Regions from separate parts of the Mus musculus genome. Here all the other regions are linked to region 3. The links are chromatin loops, found by intact Hi-C in ENCODE. Cell type or tissue: left cerebral cortex. All regions are shown on one strand.

Evidence for each region. Peaks named below come from ENCODE experiments on the same cell type or tissue, not always from the same donor. Only the 100,000 strongest peaks of a DNase experiment are listed, where the experiment ranks them.
Region 1: a loop joins it to region 3, with 7 times the contacts of the local background. A loop is called at or near these places in 17 of 42 quality-filtered maps.
Region 2: a loop joins it to region 3, with 3 times the contacts of the local background. A loop is called at or near these places in 3 of 42 quality-filtered maps.

Annotation. Positions count from the first base shown.
Region 1 is chr15:68,930,193-68,938,192 of GRCm38, reverse strand. All of the region lies in intron 1 of Khdrbs3 (KH domain containing, RNA binding, signal transduction associated 3), which reads right to left. Among named protein-coding and RNA genes, the nearest start is that of Khdrbs3, 5.8 kb to the right of the region's middle. In left cerebral cortex, CTCF peaks have their summits at 754 (motif pointing left) and 4,424; DNase peaks (open chromatin) are centred at 6,397, 7,117, 7,416, 7,896 and 5 more places; H3K4me3 peaks cover 5,216 bases; H3K27ac peaks cover 3,817 bases.
Region 2 is chr15:68,709,594-68,717,593 of GRCm38, reverse strand. It overlaps the pseudogene Gm7859. Among named protein-coding and RNA genes, the nearest start is that of Gm49415, 42 kb to the left of the region's middle. In left cerebral cortex, no CTCF peak of the experiment used is centred here; a DNase peak (open chromatin) is centred at 3,018; H3K27ac peaks cover 1,680 bases.
Region 3 is chr15:68,426,036-68,434,035 of GRCm38, reverse strand. No RefSeq gene overlaps it. Among named protein-coding and RNA genes, the nearest start is that of Mir30d, 89 kb to the right of the region's middle. In left cerebral cortex, CTCF peaks have their summits at 2,518, 4,893 (motif pointing left) and 5,442; DNase peaks (open chromatin) are centred at 2,584, 4,927 and 5,420; H3K27ac peaks cover 1,327 bases.

The DNA of each region.
Region 1 (8,000 bases), 500 kb before region 3:
GATGATAATCAATTTTTGGAATTCTTATAGTCACTAGATATAGTGATCCAGTATTCAGCACTGTTAAAAAAAATCACCTTAAAAGAGAGGCATGTTTGTTTTTCTAAAACCCTCCTGTGGCTCTGTCCCTGGCACAGGCAGGCCCTCTAACTCACTCTTGTCAATAGCAGCAAAAGGCATGAATAGGCAGAAAACCCCACACCAGCTGACAAACCTTTCTTACTGTTGCTTGCTGTGTATCTCAGACTTTGATATGCATGCCCCAATGCAAACTAACTCTGAGAACTGTAATTCCACTTTGAAGGAACAGACCACAATGGCCCATAGCCACAAGCCAGACCATCCTAGTTAGCTCAGAGTGGTCAATCTAGCGTTTGTAGAGTCTTTCATTAGGTCACAGAGCCTTCTCTAGACTCAAACAGTTAACTGATCCTGTGACCGCCATTACTTTATCTGTAAAATGAGATGAACAAAATTCGTTTCACATAGTAGTACCAGGACTAAATGAACTATGTGAAGAGCAAGCTAGCAACTGTGCACAGCACCCCTTAGGAACTCAGAAGCATGAGCAACTAGACAAAAACATGCCTCTGTGTCCTGAAATGACGGCAAAAGTAGACTAAATTTGAAGGAAAAAAATAGTAGAAATGCATGAAACCCCAAAGAAAGGCAAGCGTGTGCATCAGTGCTAATTTCAGTTCAGGAGTTAAGCTAGGTGGGCAGAAGAGGATCTTCAGCTATGTGGAGCGCCATCTAGTGGAAGAAAAGCAGAGCACAGCTATGTATTATGATCAGAAGAACACCACTGTGAAAATGAGAATGAAAACTGCCCCTCCCCACTCCCTCTAATTTCTCAATGGGACCTGGAACCAGTAGTGACCCCCAAGTGTAGGATTTATGCTGAAGGGAGAGATCAAAGACGTTGCTCGCCCACATCCATGCCCTTTACCACGCCAAAGAAGAGCACCAGTAAGATGCCAGAACACCATTAAGACTCTTAAAATAGCAGCAGAAGCCGATTGGTGAAAATCATGGAAATTTACAGCCTCCCAGCTCAGAGCAAGCTCTCTTGTGCTGCAGTGTCCAGACACGCTCTAAGCTGTGGTCAAAAAAAGGTTTATGGAACTTCATTTGTTAAATTTAGGCTTAGGGTGCTGTGCCCTGACTAGCGTAATGAAATAAAACCAGGGCTGCTGGTTCTGATGGAATTAAAGGGGCTTCCTAAGCCAGAACTTCCAGGGCTGGAAAACTCAGATCACCCTCATATCAGAAGATTATCATGCATAATAATGCTAGGATCTGTGTGTGGTCACTAGACACAGTGTGTTTGCCAAGTGACACCAGTACTCACACACCTGTCTCGGGACAGTCCACAACAGCAGGCAGTAATACTTTAGAACCTATTGTGTGTTCTATATTACATGTGTGTGAACCACCAATCATACTAACAGAGCATTGGGTCCTCAACTTGTGAATGGGCAAATTGAGTGTCTGAGGAGTTAAGCAATTGGACAAATCTGAAGGGTGTCACCTTGCATAATCAGAGAATTCTTTCTGCACCATTTGGTCTTTGTTGGTTGGGTATGGCTACTCCCTAAGGAAATGCCATCCACCAGTCTCCACACTGGCGGTAGGCACAGTCTGCCCCTCTATAGCACGTGGAACCTCTTCTGCTCAGCAGATCACTGGTGCAAGGCTTTGCAGTTAATTAAGCTCTATAGTTAGAGCAGTCGCAGTGCCTGCTTGCACACTACCCCAGGCTCCAAAGCACAAGGCAGAGTGACCTTGATTAATTAGCTGACTCTCCTAATCAGTTTTCTCATCTGTAAAATGAGCTATTCTTTCTTTCCCTTCCCTTCCCTTCCCTTCCCTTCCCTTCCCTTCTCTTTTCTTTTCCTTCCTCATTTTTTTCTTTTCTTTTTTCATTGAGATGGGTTTCTCTGTGCAGCTCTGGCTGTCCTGGAACTCACTCTGTAGACCAGGCTGGCCTCAAAGTTAGAGATCTACCTGCCTCTGCCTCCTGAGTGTGGGGATCAAAGGTGTGTACCAGGACTGCTGGGCATGGTATATTCTTTTAACAATGTTAGAAGAATTAAATGAAACAATATACATAAATCATGAAAATGAGAAAGGGCCCTGGATAAGCAGCAGCTTCAACAATAGTAATTTCAAGTCATATATGTTTAAATATGCTCCCTTCAAGAAAGCCAAGGCTATTGATTGTGGAAATATAACCTTGTGCGTTAGCATTCCCTCATTCCCTCCCTCGCTCACTCCCTCCTTCCTTGCCTTCCTTCCCTTTCTTCCTTTTGAACCTGGCTTTGAAGGATAGGGACTTTCTCATTATACCAGAAACTAAGTAAGAATCTAATACACTCTGAACCAGTTGATTCCTTGGTGACCAAGAATTAAAAACAAAGAGCTCTGTCTGCAGGTTCTACAGGCTCTTTCACACAGCAGGCCCTGAGAGAAGGTTTCAGTAGCACACTTTCTAGGCCACGTTGCCCGCTTTCTCTGACTCTCGGGATGCATACATAAGTAAGACTCCTCACCTTGAACACCCACCAAGGCTCATGCTAGTGTAGCTGGAAAGCTCAGGACACAGTGGGTGGCCTTTCTGTTAAAGCACATTTTCAGACACCTCTTTTAAAAAATTCATCATCACTAACGGAAATTCCTAGTGGGCTTCTACCATAATCAAACTTTTATTTAAAAACAACACTGAGTAACAGCCTTTTACATCCTTTCTTTTTTTATTATTAGACATTTTCTTTATTTACATTTCAAATGCTATCCGGAAAGTTCCCTATACCCCCCTCCCCCCCGCCCTGCTCCCCTACCCACCCACTCCTGCTTCTTGGCCCTGGCGTTCCTCTGTACTGGGGCATATAAAGTTTGCAAGACCAAGGGGCCTCTCTTCCAGTGATGGCCGACTAGGCCATCTTCTGCTACATATGAAGCTAGAGATATGAGCTCTGGGGGTACTAGTTAGTTCATATTGTTGTTCCACCTATAGGGTTGCAGATCCCTTCAGCTCCTTGGGTGCTTTCTCTAGCTTCCCCATTGGGGGCCCTGTGTTCCATCCAATAGCTGACTGTGAGCATCCACTTCTGTATTTGCCAGGCACTGGCATAGCCTCATACAAGACAGCTATACCAGGGTCCTTTCAGCAAAATTTTTCTGGCATATGCAACAGTGTCTGGGTTTGGTGGCTGATTATGGGATGGATCCCCGGGTGGGGTAGTCTCTGGATAGTCCATCCTTTCGTCTTAGCTCCAAACTTTGTCTCTGTAACTCCTTTCATGGGTATTTTGTTCCCTATTCTTAACAGATCCTTTCTAAGCACTAAAGAATTGAAGTTCCAGGCCTGACTCTCTAAGCTCTGCCTCCTTTCCATTTTGGAGCCAGAGATGCCTCACTGGGGAAACCACACACACACACACACACACACACACACACACACACACACACACAGACACACACACACAGACACACACACACACAGACACGATGGCAGGACAAGGATAAAACTACAGACCTTGCAAGATCCTGAATGGGTCAGAGAGAACGCACTGGAAGCACCTGGCACTAAAGAGGCCCTCTACCCGCTTGCTTGTATTTTAACCATTCATAAGTGCTGTCCCAGAGAGAAAAACACCTCGCTTCCTGTTTTAGTAAACATGTATGCCTTTCTCTCTCCCTTCTTCAGTCAGACAGATGACAAGTGGCAAAGGGGTCTGGTGATACCCAAGTTGAAGCTGGCACAGCTTCAGGGCAGTTCAGTTGTTCCTCTGACTTCCCATTTCTGGCTAAGCATGTCCTCAGTGGTATACACTTTTAATCCTAGCACTCAGGAAGTCAGGCAGCCAGACAGGAGGATCTCTATAAACTCGAATTCCAGACCAGCCTGGTCTACATTGTAAGTTCTAGGCCAGCCATGGTTACATAGTAAAACCCTGTCTAAAAATAGAAAAAGGAAAAAAAGAAAGGGAGGGAGGGAGGGAGGAAGGGAGGGAGGGAGGGAGGGAGGGAGGGAGGGAGGGAGGGAGGGAGGGAGGGAGGGAGGAAAATTTCTGGCTGGTGCCTGGAACTGCAAATTAACTCCTTCAGGTAAGGAGATGTATATGCTATGTGCCATGAGCTTTCAGGATTCTAACGATTCTAGTTTGACTCTACTTCCAAAATTAAAAAAAAAAAAAATCCCATTATGAACTTCAGAAGGAAGGCTGATTGCAGTGGAGTGCACTGGCTTAACAAGTTCCTCAGGAAAGAAAAAAAGTAAATAAACATCTGATTCTGAGCAGATCTGACAACATCTTCTCATTATCTCCTGAGAAAGATCCCTACTGTTCCTCCACACTCAGAATCCTGGCAAGCTCTCCTGCTCTCCTGCTCTCCTGCTGGCTTTCACCGCACATTTCACTTGGAGCTTCCCCTCCTTCCTCAGTGATGTGTACCTTAGAGACCTCACCCCCGCCCCCCAGGCCTGGTTGTCCACAGAGGTCAGGAGAAGAGGGCTCAGTGGCTGTCAACTCCCAGCCTACTTTCACTCTTTCACCTCTATGGTAATCACTCCAGGAAGGCCTGAGTTCTGTTTGCAAAGCCCAAGCAAGTATGGAACTTGACCAATACCTCCTAAAGACAGGAGGCCAGGGGAGACCAGGTCTGCCCCTAACAGGCTCCCACTCTCCCACCAGAGTGAGGAGAACTAGACCCCAGCATCACACCAGGGCGGAGGTGAGCACTGGACATCACTGCAAATGAGAAGGAAGCAACGGAGCCCTGCCCTTTGCTGGGGGGAGGAGAGCAGACGGAGGAATTAAAGCAGAAACCTGGAGGGAGAGGAATAAAATTAGACAACACATCATGTATCTTTCAACCCAATGTGGTCAGGGAGCAAGGGAAGGAACTGCACTTCAGGCAGCCCGGCTTTCCAAGTCTGCGCCTGTCACTAACCAACTCTCCTACAGCAACCTCACTTCCCAGACCTCCGAGGGTCAGAACAGAATAGCATGGCAAAACCCAACAACCCACTTTTGCCTTCTCTCTGACGCCCTCAAAGGGTGCCATTTCTGATAAGCTGTACAACTGAAAACCTAGCCCAAAGACCTCTCCATCCCTGGGGTGTCGGCGGTAATTAGAATTCCAGCATCGCCTGGGACAGAGGGGCTCAGAAACACTGTTCTAGTTCCTCTGAACCTCTGATCGCTCTGTATCCCAGAACAACAGCTGGGAACTGAGTTCCTAAGGAAAGAAGACATCTATAAACCTGAAACTTACTCTCTCCTACAGTGGAGCATAGCCGCCTTCTAACTCATCAGCACAAAAAAGCCTGGCACACAGGCTGGGTCCCAAAGGTCCAAGTGCTGGAACACTGTATCTCTCTGTAAAGCACTGCATAAAACTCAGAAGTGGCTGACCTCAAACTGAGTCACTACATCCATCCCCTCCAAACGCAAACTCCAATAACTCACAACCAGAAGCGAAACAAACAAACAAACAAACAGTAATGGCAGCCTCCTCTGGATGAGGTAGGGAATCACTCTCTGGAGTGTACAGGTGCCACACCTAAACAGCACTCTGCTAATCTCACCGCTGAGCCCTCACTCTACAGGTCTGGGCGCATTCAACCAAAGCAAACCGATTTCCCAAAGGGAGTCCCCCAAATGGAAGCCACGCCACACCACTGAGTTCTGTTCATTATAAGGAAATATGGGCTAATGGCCCTCTTTCTGCATATACCTAGGCCCACACATAGCTTAAATAATGCAAAGGACCCTAATATTTGAGAAGCCGAGGTCCGATGGGTCACACGAAAACCATCATTTTGAAATAGCAACAAAGGGCTTATCAGCGTGAATGCACAGACAGTCTCACATCACTCTGCTTCCTCCTGTAAGCAACAACAACTAAATATAACTTGGCAGAAATAGCCACCAATCTATACATTATCACATAATTACAAACACAGGGTTTTGCCTTGGACAGACTTGAACGGGGAGCCATCCAAACCATGACCAAAGTGTGACATTAAATCACGACACAGGACATTCTGGGGAGGGACTTTATAACTCCGACTATCTCCCCCTGGCAAATGTACCAGGTAGCACGCACCACCCCTGTAGTCTCCAACTAACCTCCCCAGCAGGACGTGAGCACTTCACACTGTAGGCATGACCGGGGAGCAAACCGGGGGAGTGGGGGGGAACGGTGAGTGAACACCAAAGCTGCATTTCTTTCCTTTCTTACCACGCCTGACTTCTTTTGTCTTCAATGCCAATTAAGCACTAGCCTTACTTTTATTGGCAAGTGAGATTTTACATTTGGGGCAATCAGAGAGAAGCAGTTATCTTTGAAAATTAAAAGTCAACTCGGTAACTCGTGCCCACCATGAGCCACCGGCCTGGACAAAAGGCAGCCGAGTACCTGCATTGGCAGAGGTCTCACCTGATGGCTGCCTGCACCAGTCCTTACTTAAAGACTGTAGCAACAGTGATAACTCAACCAGGACGCTGATCGATGTTTATGAATACCGCATTCTGAAATAACTACGTCTCATTTATAATCTGTCTCATTATTGTACGGTGCTGATTACTAAACTAAAATACTGGTCATGGGAGGGCTTTAATTCACAGGTGCCTTGGCCTGGGAATTAAATCCTTCAGAAGTCTACAATGGAGGTCTGCTTCTTCAAAATGCAGAAAGAGCCCCCTGTCTCCTACAGCAGCATCAATCCTTCTAAGGGACATAGTAATTCCCTCTCTTACATTAAACTAACCAGGGACAATCATATTCACTGTACTGATTTCAACGGTAGTTTAAATGGACATACCAGAAGAGTTCATTTCATCTCTTGGGGGAAAGTCACATGTAGAAAGAAGAATGTCTTTCAAGACAGAAGATGTGGGTTCAAATTAATTCTCAGTACCTACAGGCTGACATGCAGCAGGGGTCCCAGCAACCTCTGGGAAAGCACTGATTGTCTTGCATCCGGGGCTGGAACTGTGAGGATGGAACTAGACAGCAAGTCTTCAAGTGCCGTGGAAACTTTGTAAATCCTGTGCAAAACCCTAAGGACCGTGAGCTCTGGGGACATTAGCTGCGGAGTCTCTCTCGCATGCCACACCATAGTAAAAAATCATCTCAGTATCGACCATCCCCACCTGTGGGAGATTCCAGCATAACCTCTAAAAAGACTTTCTTTGTAGTAAATAACATGCTGTCATATAACCAGGAAAAGGGGTGGCTATCAGATTTCAAATAAAACTTTACCAAAAATCACCCAAATGCTGACTTCAGACCTGATAGTTTGATAGTTTTTTTTTTAAAGCCCTTGTAATGTTGGAGTTACGTAACCGACCATAATTAATATTTCAAATGACAGAGCACCGTGTTCTGGGTATCAGGCTCCATCTCAAGTGATGCAAAAGCTCACAGTAACAGAAGCACTCTGGCAGCAGAGCATCCTTCGCCGTTAAGAAATGTACTTCTTACAAGAATTACAGTCCGGATGAAAAGCAAGGCAACCGAGTTCAAAGCCAAACAAGCCAAAAAAAAACAAAAAAACAAAAAAACAAAAACCACCTCCCACAGTGTCTGGTTCAAGGAATGGAGCCACTACTAACGCCAGCAGACACAGGAACCGATGGAACTGTGAGCATCTGAACAGCACACGGTACGACAACACGACACAGGAAAACAACCCAGACTTTTAAAAGAACTCCTTACCCTTTGAAACCAGTCTCAAACTTGGGAGTCCGACCCAAGTTTGACTTGGTCTCTTCACCCGGAAAAAACGTACTTGGTTCTGACCATTTCTAATCCGCTGATCTCACACGTTGTACAAAGAAATTTCTTACAGAGATGAGAGCCCAGCAAGAAGCCAAAGCTAGACATAAAGATCGGGAGTGGGTAGTACAAACCTAACTGCAGGGACCTAACTACAAGACTGCTCAGAAGGACCGGGCAGCAAAACTTAAAATTCCTTTCCACTAATTTAA
Region 2 (8,000 bases), 280 kb before region 3:
GACCTTCGCAATGCAGTGGACAGAAGGAGCTTGCAATCATTGCCCACTGCCTTCTAAATGCTGAGCACCTAAAGCACAGGGCTTGCTCATATCCCATCTGTAAGCCCTCTGCACCTCAACCCTGCTGAGCATTACAGGTACTCAATAGAGCTGCCAAAATTAAATATATCAAATATAACAAAATGTGGCTTTTGCTAACTCTTCATTGCAAGAGAGAGAGGAGAGAGGAGAGAGAGAGAGAGAGAGAGAGGGAGAGAGAGAGAGAGAGAGAGAGAGAGACTGAAAACGTGACCTTGCTACATTGTGGTATGTCTGTCAAATTTGATTAAAAGAGTAGAGGCAACTGCTCACTGCACTGTTTGTCCTGGGACCAATTTAGCAGCACCCCAATGTTCTTGTTTCTGCTTGCCCAAAATTTTTGTCATGCATAGGTTTGAATATTCCACACTATGAACAAGTGCCAAGCCCAAATCCCAACTCTGTCACATGGTTGCTGAAGTCCTTGATTAAGTATTTGTTAGAAGCACAAATAATAGATCCGAGGTACCATGTAGCCTCCAACAGATAGAGCAGCTCATATGGTTGAACAAAGATGGACTCCATGTGGCCCTGAGAGTTTCCCACGTGTAGCCTCCTTCTCCAGCATAACACTTTACCCTCCACTTGCTCCAGTGTCTGTCAAACTAGTCAGCTCAGTGTTCAGCCGACCAGCGTCTGCACAAAGAGATTAAATGGGGTTTGGGGAACAGGGAGATTAGTTTCTTCACACTACCATCATACGCTTACCATCACAGTGACACAAATCCACAGGAGCAGTCCTGGCCAATGTGCCACATAAGTGACTTGCATAATCCCATGTTAAAGCACAGAGTAGATGGTGCCCACTATCTCAGCATTACATTTTCTCTACTACAGCTTTTAAAAACGCTTTTATAAATTGTATTTGTTTGCTATATGTATTGGTGTTTTACCTGCATATATGTCTGGTCACAATATGCTTGAGTTACAGATGGCTGTGAACTGCCCTGTGGCTGCTGGGAATCAAACGAGGGTTCTATGGAAGAACAGTTAGTGCTCATAACCACTAAACCCTAGATCAACATTTTTTTTCCTGTTTCTGTTATATTTATTCTGAAAACGTCTGAAGAGTATTTTTATGAGTGGGTTCTCAGGTGTGTTAAACGGAGAGAAGAACTATCTTTCTAATAGTTTTTTCTAAACCACACTGAACTCACAGTGAAATGCTCATCATGTGATGGGTTCAGTTCCTACATTTTGTTCTTTAAATCTTTGTGACAGTGACTCTTAGAGTGAAAGTCAAAACAAACAGAGCACATTAGGTTGTTGAAATGGGATTATTAGATCTAGAAGGTTTGACTGGCTGGGTCACTTCATGAAGGAAAGCTTCCCTGGTATGTCTCTGTAGCCTAACGTGAGGACACATTCTATCTTACCTAGGCCAAGATCTCTAGTGTTGGGGGTTATTTGTTGCTACAGGATACCCTAACCTTATCCTAACTATCACATAAACACAATGTTTATTAAGCGTCTATGAATGTCGGCTTTGCACCAGGCATTTAGGATAAATGATAACACAGTCACTTGTCTGTCTTGTTTTCATTTAGATAATAAATGAAGAAGCTCAGGAGCAAGCAGACAATTACTGCCCGGTGTGATAAATACTCAACAGCAATTTGCTCTGAAAGAGTAGAGCACAGCCTTACTATGGTCTGTGGTCAAGCAAGCTTTCTAGAAAAAGTAACATCTGAGCAATATCTGAAGAAATAATACTACTTCGGAGAGGAGGATGGCTGTTTTAAAAATGAAGTGATGGCGGCGGCCGAGCGGGCATGGGGAGCAGCGGTCGGTGTAGCCCGGCTGTGCAGGTGGTTCTGTCATGTAGCGACTCCACACACCTTTAAGAAACAACCTCTGCACCAATATGTACGGAGACCACTTTTCCCGCTGCGCGCATCCTTGTGTAACATGTTTATTCAAACACAAGACACCCCAAATCCCAACAGCTTAAAGTTTATACCAGGAAAGCGGGTTCTTGAGACGAGGACCATGGATTTCTCCACCCCTGCTGCAGCTTTCCGCTCCCCTCTGGCCAGGCAGTTATTCAGAATTGAAGGTGTGAAGAGCGTCTTCTTCGGCCCAGATTTCATCACAGTCACAAAGGAGAATGGAGAGTTAGACTGGAATTTACTGAAACCAGACATTCATGCCACAATTATGGACTTCTTTGCATCTGGCTTACCCCTAGTGACCGAGGAGACGCCTCCGCCTCCGGGAGAAGCAGGCTCTGAGGAAGATGACGGAGTCGTGGCAATGATTAAAGAACTGTTAGATACTAGAATACGGCCAACTGTGCAGGAGGATGGGGGCGACGTGATCTACAGGGCCTTTGAAGATGGCATTGTGCGGCTGAAGCTCCAGGGCTCCTGCCCCAGCTGCCCCAGCTCCATCATCACCCTGAAGAGCGGGATTCGAACATGCTGCAGTTTTATATTCCAGAAGTGGAAGGTGTAGAGCAGGTGATGGATGATGACGAATCAGATGAAAAAGAAGCAAATTCATCTTAAATAATCTGCATTTTCTTTGGCCACAACCATTGGACTTATCTTTACTGATCCTGTAATTATAGTCTCTGCTATGGAAGTTTATTAATAAAAGGTTTCCAAAAAAAAGTGATGTGCTATGTAGCATAATGGTATGCCTTATGCCATGGTCTGTCCTTAGTACCAGATGTCGTGTCTCATCTTAATTTTCCAGGGATTTTTTTCTTCAGTCTAGCTTCCACCTTACCTGAATTGTACCAAGTGCTGTCGTCCTCCCTGAAGACTCAGTGTCATCTTTAGAGACAGTACAAAACAGGTGTGAGTCATTCCATCTCGTGACTTAGAGAATGTGTCTAAGCTACTGAGTCACAGAGTTGCACAGGCACAGAACATTTGGATGAAAGACCAAAAAGAGAAGGAGGGAGAGAAAGAGAGAGGAAAAAAATTCTCTTCTTGGCACACAAGATATCTTGAAGCAAATTTATAGCAGGCTGTTAAATTCAAAGCCTCTGGCAAGTGCCATGAGGTAACACATGAGAAATTCAAATCCAGATTCCCAGTGGTAAAACTGAAAAGGAAATGTCAGGGCGCCTGTCCAAAGAGCCTCATCCACACTGCAGTTGCAACGAAAGTCAAAGTGACGGAGAGAGGAAACCTGCAGAGATGTCTGCAACAGTGCATTTTGTGCATTTTGGCCTCTGTGGGTCACCCCAAAGCTCCAGGAAGTATTTCTTACATTGAGATCCACTCCTAACCAAGGGACCACAGAGAAGAGGGCCAATCACCAGTTTCTTGATGGAGCCTGCTTAGAAACCTAGGGTTTCTTGGAGCAAAGGCCACAGGAGCTTTTTCCAGAAACCAGTGAGGTGACGTGTGACATTTTTCATTGAGAGATGGCCAGAGAAGGTACCTTGAAATTAATAATATAAGTTGTGGTGAGATGTCATTATTTAAAAAGTCAGAATTCTAGCAGTTAATAAAGGAAGGGAAGGAGACATCTTCCAAAATGCAGTTGCTTCTATCTGGTGTGGGGGACTTTCAGAGGCTTTTGTAAATGTAAGATGTCTGAAGTATCCAGGAATGTCAATGGTTCTGACAGATCCTGCAGTGACATCCAAAGCAGATCTTCTCACTTGCCCCTCTCCTCTCACCCCTTCCAGTCCCAGAGAGATAGAAATGGAAAAAGAAGTTGTCATTCATTAAACAGTTAAAACACAAGTCAGATATTGAGAAACCCACCACAGAGGTCCTACCTTTCCCCACCACAGGCTCTTGCAAACTTATCTATGCCCAAAAGAATGAAGAAGACTCACTATAAAATCACCCCATTTGGGCTAAGATCTTTGAGTGGGCACTGGAGTACTAAATCAAGACAATGGCTGGAACTTAAAATGGCTTAAAAAGCTATGAGTGAGTTTGCATTGTTTTTATTAGGGGCATGAAAAGGTGGACCTACTGCATAAATTTCAAAGAGGTGACTGGGGAAAGCAATAGAGGGTTGCTTTAATTGCTTTTTCAAGCTGTGCTTTTTTGACCTGCATTTTATGGATGCTATTTCATCACTTATAAGCAGCAAGGAGCAAAGATCTCTCAAAATTACTTCAGCATAAGAAATGTTAAGCGTGTATCAATTGTACACTATCCATTATCCTCCACTTAGGATGTGAAAGTCCTTTGTGTTTTCCTGATTTTAGCTGCCTTGAGTTGCTAGTGAAATATAAAAAATATCTGTCAAAAATCTCTTTTGAAAAAAATGTATATGTGATTCTTCATGTGGGCACGTGTGTGTGCAGGTGTAAATGCATGTAAAGGGGGGCACAAGCACATGATGGTTCTAAGTCAACCTTGAGTGTCCTTCTTCGGTAGCTGGTTTTTGTTGTTTGTTTTTGATTAACAGTTCTTCGTAGATTTTGTATATTGAGTCTTGACCATATTGACCTCTTCCTCTACTCCTTACTTGTGTATATCCTTTGTTATCTACCCAACTTTGTGTCCTTTTTAGCCCACAGATTAATGCATCTGGGGTTCAGAGATAGGATCTCTCACGGGGATGTGGGTCTTGAAGATTAGGCTAGCCCATATGATCTGTGAGCCCCAGAGGTCTTCCTGTCTCCACCTTCATATCACTGAGCTTCCAAGCACACATACCATGCCTGGGTTTTATGTGGGCTATAAGGGCTTAAATTCAGATTCTTGTGCTCCCACGGCAAACACTTTATGGACCTGAGCTATATATTCAACCCTATATTCTTTGTAGTTAATCTTGTTATCACTAACTCTAACACCAAGATGATAGGGACTTTAGTGTGTCAACCAGGGATTCTCACCCAGGTAGGTTTCAAGAACTAAGTCCTAAGGAATGAATGCAGCAGAATGAGAAAATTATGTTATAGACAACTGCCTCACTCCATCCTGGTCCACTCTGAAGGACTCTGTACTTGACCAACTGCGACAACTGAGATATAGCTGAGTCCTCTTATGTGTCCCTCTCTTAACTCTCTCTTACTACATGAACATTGAAATAGAAGCAGGAACAAACATATATCATACACATATACACATGTATGCAAATGATGCACTCATGCCAACATACATGCATGTTCGTAGACCTACACATAAACACACATGCATACACAATGATAATGCAAAAACCACCTCTCTCGCCTTAAAGAATGGTTTATTCTAGAGTCAAATTTGAGTGACCATGACCCAGGACACCAATTTAGTTTACTCTAAATTCCATGTTTCAACATGGGAAAAGTTTCACAATGTTTTATAGTTTTCAGACCAAAGACCAGTGTAAAATACATTGTTAGCTATAGCAGAGGGGTAGTCACAGAAAGGAAGGTTTCAGCACCCTCAGATGCTGATGCCATTCTTAACTTTGGGACTGGTAGAAGGTAATGGTTGGCTGACTTAAGAGATTCCAAAAGGATTTCTGTCTGTTTGTTTTGGCTTGGCTTTTTAATCTATTAGTCACAGAGTTGGTTGAGGAATGACTATTCATGGGGCTAAAGCTAGTTTAAGATAAAATAATTAGTTCTGGGCCTTCACCATCACAATCTCTCCACATCACCATAACTGTAACCAGAAAAATCAGCCTTGCTCTACAGACACAGCTTTGTCCCAGAAACTTTTGTTGATGACACTCATTCATACTCATGTACACATACATGCATGTGAACGTGCGCGTGCACACCCCCCCCCCCCTACACACACAGAGCTTTCTCCTCTTTACAACATCAGAAATTACATCGGTGTCTGGAAGGGAATGGTTGATTTCTTTAAAAGTTAAGACTTGAAGCCGGGCGTGGTGGCACACGCCTTTAATCCCAGCACTTGGGAGGCAGAGGCAGGCGGATTTCTGAGTTCGAGGCCAGCCTGGTCTACAGAGTGAGTTCCAGGACAGCCAGGGCTACACAGAGAAACCCTGTTTTGAAAAACCAAAAAAAAAAAAAAAAAAAAAAAAGTTAAGACTTGAAAGGAAGGGTATTTGTGGTTACAGAGAAGAGCAAAACACATCTACCAACATTCCAAACCTACATTGCTTTATTAAGCAATTTTTCCTTTTCAACAGCGCCTCTCTCTCTCTCTCTCTCTCCCCTTCCCCTCCTCTCCCCCTCCCCCTTTCTTTCTCCTACCTCTCTCTGTGTTTCCCTCTCTCCCTTCCTTCTCTTCTCTCCCTTTCCTTTCTTCTCTTCATTGCCCAAATTCTCTACCAAATCCCTTCTCTTTATATAACTTTTGCCTCCTTTGTCCAAAAAAGATCCAGCTTCAGCCCCACCTGGCTACTTTAAGGTTTTCTCTACCCCTTGCAATTTCTTAGATCATCCCACATAATGTGTAAAAGGTTATCTCCATCCTCTTTTCTATATGTAAGTAAAGATTGCCAGTGACTCCACTAATTTAGTAAGTCTGAATTACCCAAACCTCTTGGATTTTAGTCCTACTAACAAACCTATATTCTCTTCTCCATCCATTCTTGTCAATGATGCACTGTATGCATGGCCTCACATTGAATCCAAACTGTATAAAAAAGATATGGTAACTCATGGAAGCCAATCATTTTTTCACATTTTCATGTGAGTGTAGGTTTGCATGTGTGTGGGCACATCCATATGTGTGTGGGAAAGCAGGTATCCATGTTAGTATCTTCTAAAGCTGGAGTTATATGCAGACCCTCAAACTTAGGCTCTCATGCTTGCACGGCAAGTGTTTTGATCACAGAAGCATCTCCCAAGCCCTGGCTTCTTATTTTCAGTGTGTACATGGCACTTAAGAATTAAACACACAAAAATCCTATTTCTTTTCTTTTCTTTTTCTTTTTTTTTTTTTTTTTTTTTTTTTTTGTGACAGGGTTTCTCCGTATAGCCCTGGCTGTCCTAGAACTCACTCTGTAGATCAGGCTGGCCTTGAACTCAGAAATCTGCCTGCCTCTGCCTCCCAAGTGCTGGGATTAAAGGCATGTGCCACCACCGCCTGGCAAAAATCACATTTCTTAAAATCACAATCCTTTGTTATCAGTTGGAAGAATAGAACGAATTTTCAAACTGAAGTAAGTTTCTGTATCTATATTTATATCTGTATTTATATTTATATCTGTATTCATTCTACAAGAGCATCAATGACAAAAATGCAAAATTTTAAGAAAGCAAGACACTTGGAAGCTAAAATATATTTCAAGATATAAAATTAAATTGTATTTTATTACAATGGGAATCATAATAAAGTGTAAGAAGAGGCCGTCAGTCTTTCAGGACCTCAAAGGTGAAAATGAAAACAAATAAAATATCCTTATCCATTTAAAAATAGATATTAAGACTCTAGCAACATATCATTTTCTGTCTGTCTCTGCAAGGGCAGCTTCAACTCTCAGGCAGCCAGCTCCATGGAGCAATACGGCTACATTCTTCATGTTGTATGAGGCACAGTTTTTCCATAGGAAATGTTACCTAATTTTGATTACTTCATTTCACTGATTAATATGCTAACTCTTATCTATGCCAACCCTTATCTATGAACCTAAACCTTGACAGAGAAAGTGCAGCAAAATCCTTTGGCTTAAAATAAAAATATGGACTATTCTTTACCAAAAGAAACTAGAGGGTGATAGGCATTTGGCCAAGGGTTATGATAAGAAGATGAAGTGGGGTTTAGCATATCTATCTAAGCCCCCCTCAGTCTATAAATCCACTGGCAATGTAGTATAAATGAGAAAGAGTTCTATCAACTGTACCTTTACTCTCTCTATTGAATCCACATCTTTGCTTCTCTACTGTTCCATGAAATAAACCTGGTACAAATAAAAGTTCCTGAGTAGCCCCAAAGATAGAAGCAAGAGCAATTATCTTGAGTGAGGAGGGAAGAGCCTTAAAGGTACATAAAGAAAACAACTTTCTGAAAGTCAAGGAGCTCAAAATCAGCCTGTGCTGGCTGGCA
Region 3 (8,000 bases):
ACAACAAAGGCCTAAGCTAGCTTGTCAGTGCTTTTTCGTGTCTACACAAGGCAGGGCAGTTAAGGAAAGAGGACAGAAAAGAAGCAGAAAAGAAACAGGATCTCTGAACCTCCCAGAAACAGAAGCAAGAATCGCAAGCTAAGAACACGGCTGACATCACTTTACAGAGTTAATTTGCCCTCTGCTATGCTTTCACTTCTCCCTCGTTCCCATGATGATTAGCCAGAATACCTGTAACATGGAAATACTCTAGAGAACCGCATTCCAAGGTAGCAGGAAATACAGAGATGGATGCTGAAGGGATTCCATCTTAATCAACCGTTGACAGAGCAGAGTAAGGGAGAAGTCTGAGTATTAAGTACTCCGTGGCAGTATCATAATCAGGGCAAAGACTGAAACCCTGAGCCTGTCGATATGCAGTGCACACCCACAATAATGAGAAGAACTGTACAGCCAGAAGAACTGGGCTGCTCACTATCACTGCAATTCAAGAAATGCCATTGTGATGGTTTGAATAAGAATGGCCCCCACAGGTTCATATAGTTGAATGCCTAGTCACCAGGGAGTGGACCTGTTCGAAAGGATTACAAGGATTAGAAGATGTGACCTTGTTGGAGTAGGGATGACCTTGTTGAAGCCACTGGGGGTGGGCTTTAAGGTTTCAAAAGTCCATGTATGTCAAGCCCCATATCTTGCCTGTGTGTGTGTGTGTGTGTGTGTGTGTGTGTGTGTATGTGTGTGTGTGTTGATGTGTGTTAGTGTGCGTGTCTGTCTGTCTTTCTCTCTGTCTCTGTTTTTCTGTCTTTATCTTTTTTCTGCACTTGAATCCAATGCCATACTCCCCACCATGATTAAAATGTACTCTGAATCTGTAAGCAAGCCCTCAATTAATTGTTTTATGTTATAAGTGTGACTTTGGTGATGGTATAACCTCTTCTCAGCAACAGAACAATGGCTAAGACAGCCAGTCATGCTGCTATTTTAAAATCAAATTGGGTCCATCTCACCTCATCAGCCAAGAGAGGTGCTGAGCCTATTCTGAGATGAAGAACGGAGGCGACTCTCTTGTGATACAAACACTCAGTGTCTGTTGAGCACTTAAGGTCAGATGTGGTCCCCAACTTTAACTCATTTAATCTTCACAACATTTTGGGTAAGAATGTTAGCATCTACATGTGATTGTGAAGAAACTAATTTTCTAAGGTCAAGAACGTGGTGGGGAAAGATTTTGACTCTTACTGAACCCCTAAGGTCATGCTACTGAGACACTAGAGTGTGCGTGATATGAAACATGGGGCATGATCTGTTTTCTAATTACCATGATGGCAGCTAAACATCCTCCCTGTATAATACTATGAAGTCCATTAGAAGGCTGGGTTTTGCAGAACCACATATTCCTTCTGTGTGCTGAGAATTTTTCCATAGAAGTGTCTGCTGTGGCCTGCAACGTGATAGATGGAGGCTCAGCCAGCCCATTCCTGCCATTTCTCACCTCAAAGACTCTTTGCTTTGGTATCACCCAAATCCTTTCCTTCTAGGGACTCAAGAACTCCAATTCTCCTTTCCCAGGACAGGGCTATGGTCCTTCCCCCTACAATGTGTCAGCCTCTGCTCCCCAATCCTGCCTGGAAAGGTCTGGGTTGTCATCCTTGGGCCACTTTTATTTGGAGCTAGGGAGATCATTTATCAAAGACTTCTGGCCCCTTCTGGCCTCTAGATAATGGAAAATGTTCTCTGGTTCAAAACAGATCCAGGGTCTCCACATGGTATTTTCATACAAGAACACTCTGGGAGGGCTGTTCAGAGTCATCAAAAATTTGAATATTTATTAAGCAATTTCTGGAAGGCTGAAACAAGGTGACTTAGATGGGGTGCTTTTTAAATTCATAGCAAGGTGATTTTAAAAGTAGAGTTAGGCTAGAAAGACCTTATTGACAAGCAAAGGTGGGAAGTCACAACAATTCGAATCCCCCACAACACCCAGCAACTGAGTTCTAATCCCCCACAACACACAACAACTGAGTTAACCTTTGCTGAATACCTGCTATTGCTCAGGTATGCTTCTAAGGATTAATAGTCACTTCATCTTCAAAGCAATCCTACAAAGAAGGCAGTATTAGAATGCCCGTTCTACAAGCAAGGAAACCAAGACATGTATTTGTCCAAAGCCTCACAAGCTAATAAGTGGAAAAGCTAGGATTCTAACTCATGTCCTCTGAAGAAGACACTCTAGCACTCAGCCTTGTGCAATAAGTAATCAAATCCTATGACCACAGGACACATATATTGCCTGAAGTTGTAATTCTACAGGCCTGCATTAGAAGAAACATTGCTGGGATCGATACCACCAATGTATATGCATGTAATTTCTTAACATAACAGAATTTCAGATGCCCCCACTCTATATTAAGACTAATGCTAATTGCTTTGTCACATGGAAGAATTAAAGGGTACATTCTATATAAAATTCCAGGACCATTAACAACAATTTGAATTTGGAGCTGGAAAGATGGCTCAGTGGTTAAGAGCACTTACTGCACTGAAGAGGATGTGGGTTCACCCACACAGTGACTCATAATCGTCTGTAATTCCAGCTCCCAAGAGATTCGACATTTCTGATTTCTGCAGGCTCCTGCATGCACCTGATACTCAGACATACACCCAGGCATACATACATGCACATAAAATAAAATAAATAAATATTTTAAAATGTGTTTTCCCTTGGCACTACCAACTTTCCAAGCACTTAAATTCCTTAGTGCTGAATTTCTAAGAAATCTGCCTTTTCAGTTAAATTCATGGAGTGAGGGTTTTAAAGAGAGACTTGAGCTAAGTTTTATTATCCAATGCAGATAACTTTTTTGATGTGTATCAATCATTTTCATTTGTAATGTGGGTGGATTTTATATATCTGTATCTAGCTGCTGGGAGAGAAATCTTTAAAGCCTCAAGATGGGATTTTAAAAACATCTTTATAGATGAAAAAAAGCAAAAGTTTCACCTTCGAGGAAAATAAAAGAGAACATGAAGTCTATATATTTGAACACACACAATATCAAAAGAAAAAAATAAAAGACTGAGTGTGAGATCACAAATGCATGACCTTGACAGCAATTGCTTGGACAGCATAAAAGGGATTGCTTTGGTCTGCCATGGTGGAGGAGGCAGCCCAGTGTGTGCCACACTTCCACGGTCTGTCCCCATGCACAATGCTGCTGTGGGGCTTGAGGTTTTATGATTACAGATGTCTCATTCATTCTTTCATTTATTCCTTCCTTGTCCCATCTACTCTCTTTCCCCATGCATTCATCTCAGAATCTCCTCCGGAATCATTACCAAGTGGCAGGTACCATGGACAGTTCCGTTACAGATCCCTGCTTTATGGAGAGGCAAACATGTACAGTAATAGAAAGTGTTATCTGTAAACCACTCCAGCAGCAGGAAGACCAGAGAAAAATAACTCCAAAATAAATAGGGGAACAATATAATTTTTGCCCATTGAGAATCAATGAGCAGATGTGGAGCTGAAAGGATTTGGAATCACCCGTGGGTCTGTGGAAGGGCTATCTGTGGTCTGCAGCATAACTCAGGAGCTGACTGGGAAAGGAAGATAGCATGGGCATTCTTGTCCCCTAGTGAAGTGTGAACTACGCTGCACAAATAATCTAGGTCATTCTAATTGCCCATTCATGTCGTTCCCTCCAAAGTCTTTAGTTTTTCTGATTATTTTCCAGGTCAAGTCTGTGAAGGTAGAAAGCACAGGCATGGTCAAAGTGCAGAAGGGGAAAGACCTTACTCACAGCTGGGATCTGGGTGTTTTATATCTCCTAAACTTGCATGTTGAGACCTAATTGCCAATGTCATGGGAGCAGAAGGTGAGGCTTTGAGGAGGTGATTCAGCCGAGAGAGCACAGCCCTTTTAAACATGCTGAGTGACCTTAAAGGAGTGGTGTGTGGAGCTATTCTTCCCTTCTCCAGGTACTGATGCAGCAAGAGGGACTGTCGACAAGTCACAGGGTTTCTACAATCCACAGGGTTAGGGTGAGCCTCTCTAGACATGGAACAAGCTGCTACTTGACCTCAGACTTCCAGACTGCAGAGGACTGAGGGGAAAGTTTCTATCATTGGCCAGTTACTCACATATTTGGATATAGCAGCTGAAACAGATTCAGACAAGCATCTTCTCCTTCAATCTTAGTTGGATTTGTGTGTGTATGCATATGTCTACATACATGTGTGCATATGTGTACATATGTGTAGATATGTATGGCATACAAAGGTTAGCCTTGAGTACTATTCCTCAAGCTATACACCTTGTTTTTTGAATTTCTAAATGATCTAGGGCTGATTAGCCTAGGATAGACTGGGTAGTCATCAAGTCCCAAGTATCTGCCTGCCCAAAGCTGAACACACCACCAAATTTCACGTGCACACGTGTGCATGTGTATGTGAGTATGAGTGAGTGAGTGAGTGTGTGTGTGTGTGTGTGTGTGTGTGTGTGTGTGTGTGTAGGTTCTAAGAATTGGACTCAAACCCTCACGATGAAACAAAGCCCCAAACCCCCAGCGTTGTTTTTTTTTTTTTAACAAGCTGGTTTCTGACCCAAAGAGGTTATAAGATTTGCCTAAGGCTACAAAGCAAAATAAGATGCTGTTTCCCTAGCCCCCTCAATGCCTACACTTGATGCACATACCACATTATGTGAATATCCCTCAGACACCCCAACAGAGCAGCTATTATTACCCTCTCCATTGCAAAAGAAAGTGAAGTCCTTTGGTCAGGAAGCAAGCCATGTATAAGGCCACACAACCACCCTAAGTGTTCGAAACTTAAGCTGCACCAGCTAGAATCCCTTTTCTGGTCTTGGTCTCTCCTGTATGCTTTCCTGTAGGCTTGCTGCCGCCTAGAGGTAATCATAGAGCAACAGGCCCAAGGAAGGCTTTGTCTTGGGCAACAAGGAAGCTAGGTGCAGACTTGGAGGCTATTTTCATCCTCTATCAAGCTCAGCCCAGCAGCATCAGTTCTGCCACCCACTGTTGCCCCCATACCCCAAACTTCCTCATTCCTTCAACTGAGCCTGGAAATAGGTGCACATCTCCCTAGAGGGATCCGTTTACACTGATGCACAGAGCCAAAATGATACATCCTTTTGAAACAGTTGAGAACAAACTGTAGGTTTTCACAATGAATCTGTGTCCTTCAAAGTGCAGCCAAGGTGGAGCTTCATTCTGAAAGGACACACATAAGCACAAGTATAGGTGAGTAGGGGTGCAACTAAGGTTTTCCTACATCCTGTTCACTGGTGACTATCTATCTGCAGCATTCTATATAGCAAGTCTAACTATTGGTAGCTACCACCCCACTTTGAATAATACATTTCCACAGAGCCGATGGAGGCGACAAGGGACCAAAGAACAGACCAATAGCACAGCCTAGTGGCAAAGTCAGAAATGACAACTTCATTCTTCATTGTCACAGGATGAAAACAGAGAAGGGAAATAGAGAAAAGTCCCGTGTTTCCCAAGCCTAACAGTTCCACAAATGTCTCAGTAGTCCTGCCCCATTTCAGCCACAGGGATAGATGGGCAGAATGTTGCAAAAGGTTGAGATAAGTATTTGAAGAAGAATCTGATGGAGTTCAAGAAAAAAGAGTCACAATGACAGGGATACTTGGCAGTTCACAATCAACAAGGCTTTGGCAATTCCACTTTGTGTGTGAAAATAGGGAGAAGGAGAGAGACAGAGACAGAAAGAAAGACAGAAATACAGAAACAGAGAGGTGTGTCACATAAAAAAAACATGTTTATACTTTCCAGCAGTGCTGCATGCAATTTAAGTTTTCCTAATGTGACAAAACCATGCTCTCAAGCAAGCATCTCAGTTGTGAGGTCCTTCTCTCCAGGTCAGCTGGAGTCCGTGCTTTTAAGAAAATTATAATCTTCTACCTAAACAAACAAAAAACTTGTAGCATTGACATAAAAACGTAGCCATCTCATCAATGAAAGAAGGGGATCATGAAGCAACCACTGAGTATTCAAAGCTGCTCTACAAGTTGACAAGAAACCCAGGGGCTTAACCAGTACCCCTTCCATAGCATCTGAATGACACAGATGGTCAAGCCCCAGGCTAATGGGCATACATGCTGGCATCACTGCTAAAATAATTGTTCTGTCTCTCTGACTGTGGGTTTTCTCCTCTGCCATGTTGGAGCAATGATGATAAGTTTTGCACATGGTGGTTGTTAGAACTAATGTAAACCACATTGATCATCAGATACTAACATCTCAGCCGGTGGTGTCTGTCAACAGATAACTAGGATGAATAAATTATTTAATGTAGCCAATGACAAATTTACCCACCAACCATTGCTTCCTAAGAGACTAACACTAAGAACTAGGAACTCAGACCTGGCCAGATTTCTTCTTGAGTATCCAGAACCTGCTTCCAAAGTGTGGTATGAGAGCAGGCTGCAACATCCTCACCAGGAACTTATTAGACAAGCATGTCTGAGGCCTCTCCCAGATCCACCCAATCAAAATCTGAAGTTTAAAATAATGTCAGAGTTTTCAGTCTAAGAAATCCTGCTGGCCTGTAAAACTAGAGGCTGTCTAAATGCTGGTCTGTGTGGAGTGAAATCTAGTTTGAATGAAGCAAGGCTTTTCCTTTCTGCAAATGGTCCCTCTTCATTGGAGGAAAGATATAACTGGACTATTTGGTGGCATTGTAATGTCACTTGGGGAAATCAACAAGTATCCTTCCTGTGCACAAGAAGCCAAGGAGTGATATGTATTCACAAAAATATGAACAAGCCTTTGGAAGAGAGTGACCAGAAATTCCCACATTTTGTTTAGGAAAGAATCCCTGCCTAAGGTAGGTAGGCTAGGCTGAACTATGGTTAGAACACGATTAATCACCCCCCCCAAAGTTTCGCTGATACTTACTTCTCCATGTAACAGAATTTAAAGGTGATAGATGTCTTAAAAGGTGGTACCTGGTAGGAGTTGACTGAGTCATCACTCCATAAAGGATTACTGCTGGACTCCTGGTAGACGAGATCTCACATGACTAGATTAGTGCCCACCCTACCTCTTAAAGTCTCAGCACCTCTCAGCATTTATATCTAGAGACAAACTACACACAACACACAACAAGTATACTGAGAGAAGATCAATTTGGGGCCTGAGGATTCTGCTAACACCTTATACGTAACTGAGGAACAATGGAAGGCAACTATGACTTCTGGGAGGGAGTCATAGTTCCACATCTCTTTAAGAATAATCTTCCTAATTCGATCCTTCTTAGAAGGGGGAACAAAATACCCATGGAAGGAGTTGCAGAGACAAAGTGTGGAGCAGAGACTGAAGGAATGACGACCCAGAGACTGCCCCACCTGGGGATCCATCCCATAAACAACCACCAAACCCAGACACTATTGCAGATACCAACAAGATTTTGCTGACAGGAGCCTGATATAGCTGTCTCCTGAGGCTCTACCAGTGCCTGACAAACACAGAAGTGGATGCTCATAGCCATCCATTGGATGGAGCACAAGGTCTCCAATGAAGGAGCCAGAGAAAGTACCCAAGGAGCTGAAGGGGTTTGCAGACCCATAGGAGTAACAACAATATGAACTAACCAGTACCCTCCAGAGCTCCCTGGGACTAAACCACCAACCAAAGAAAACACATGGTGGGACTTGTGGCTCTATCTGCATATGTAGCAGAGGATGGCCTAGTCGGTCATCAGTGGGAGGAGAGGCCTTTGGTCCTGTAAAGGTTCTATGCCCCAGTATAAGGGAATGCCAGGGCCAGGAAGCTGAAGTGGGTGAGTTGGTGAGCAGGGGGAGGGGGAGGGGATAGGTAGTTTTCAAAGGGGAAATCAGGAAAGGGGATAACATTTGAAATGTAAATAAAGAAAATCTCTAATAAAAAAAAGGAAAAAAGAGAAAAAGAGAATAACCTTCCTAAAAAGTAACAGATACCAGGTGGATGTCCTATCTC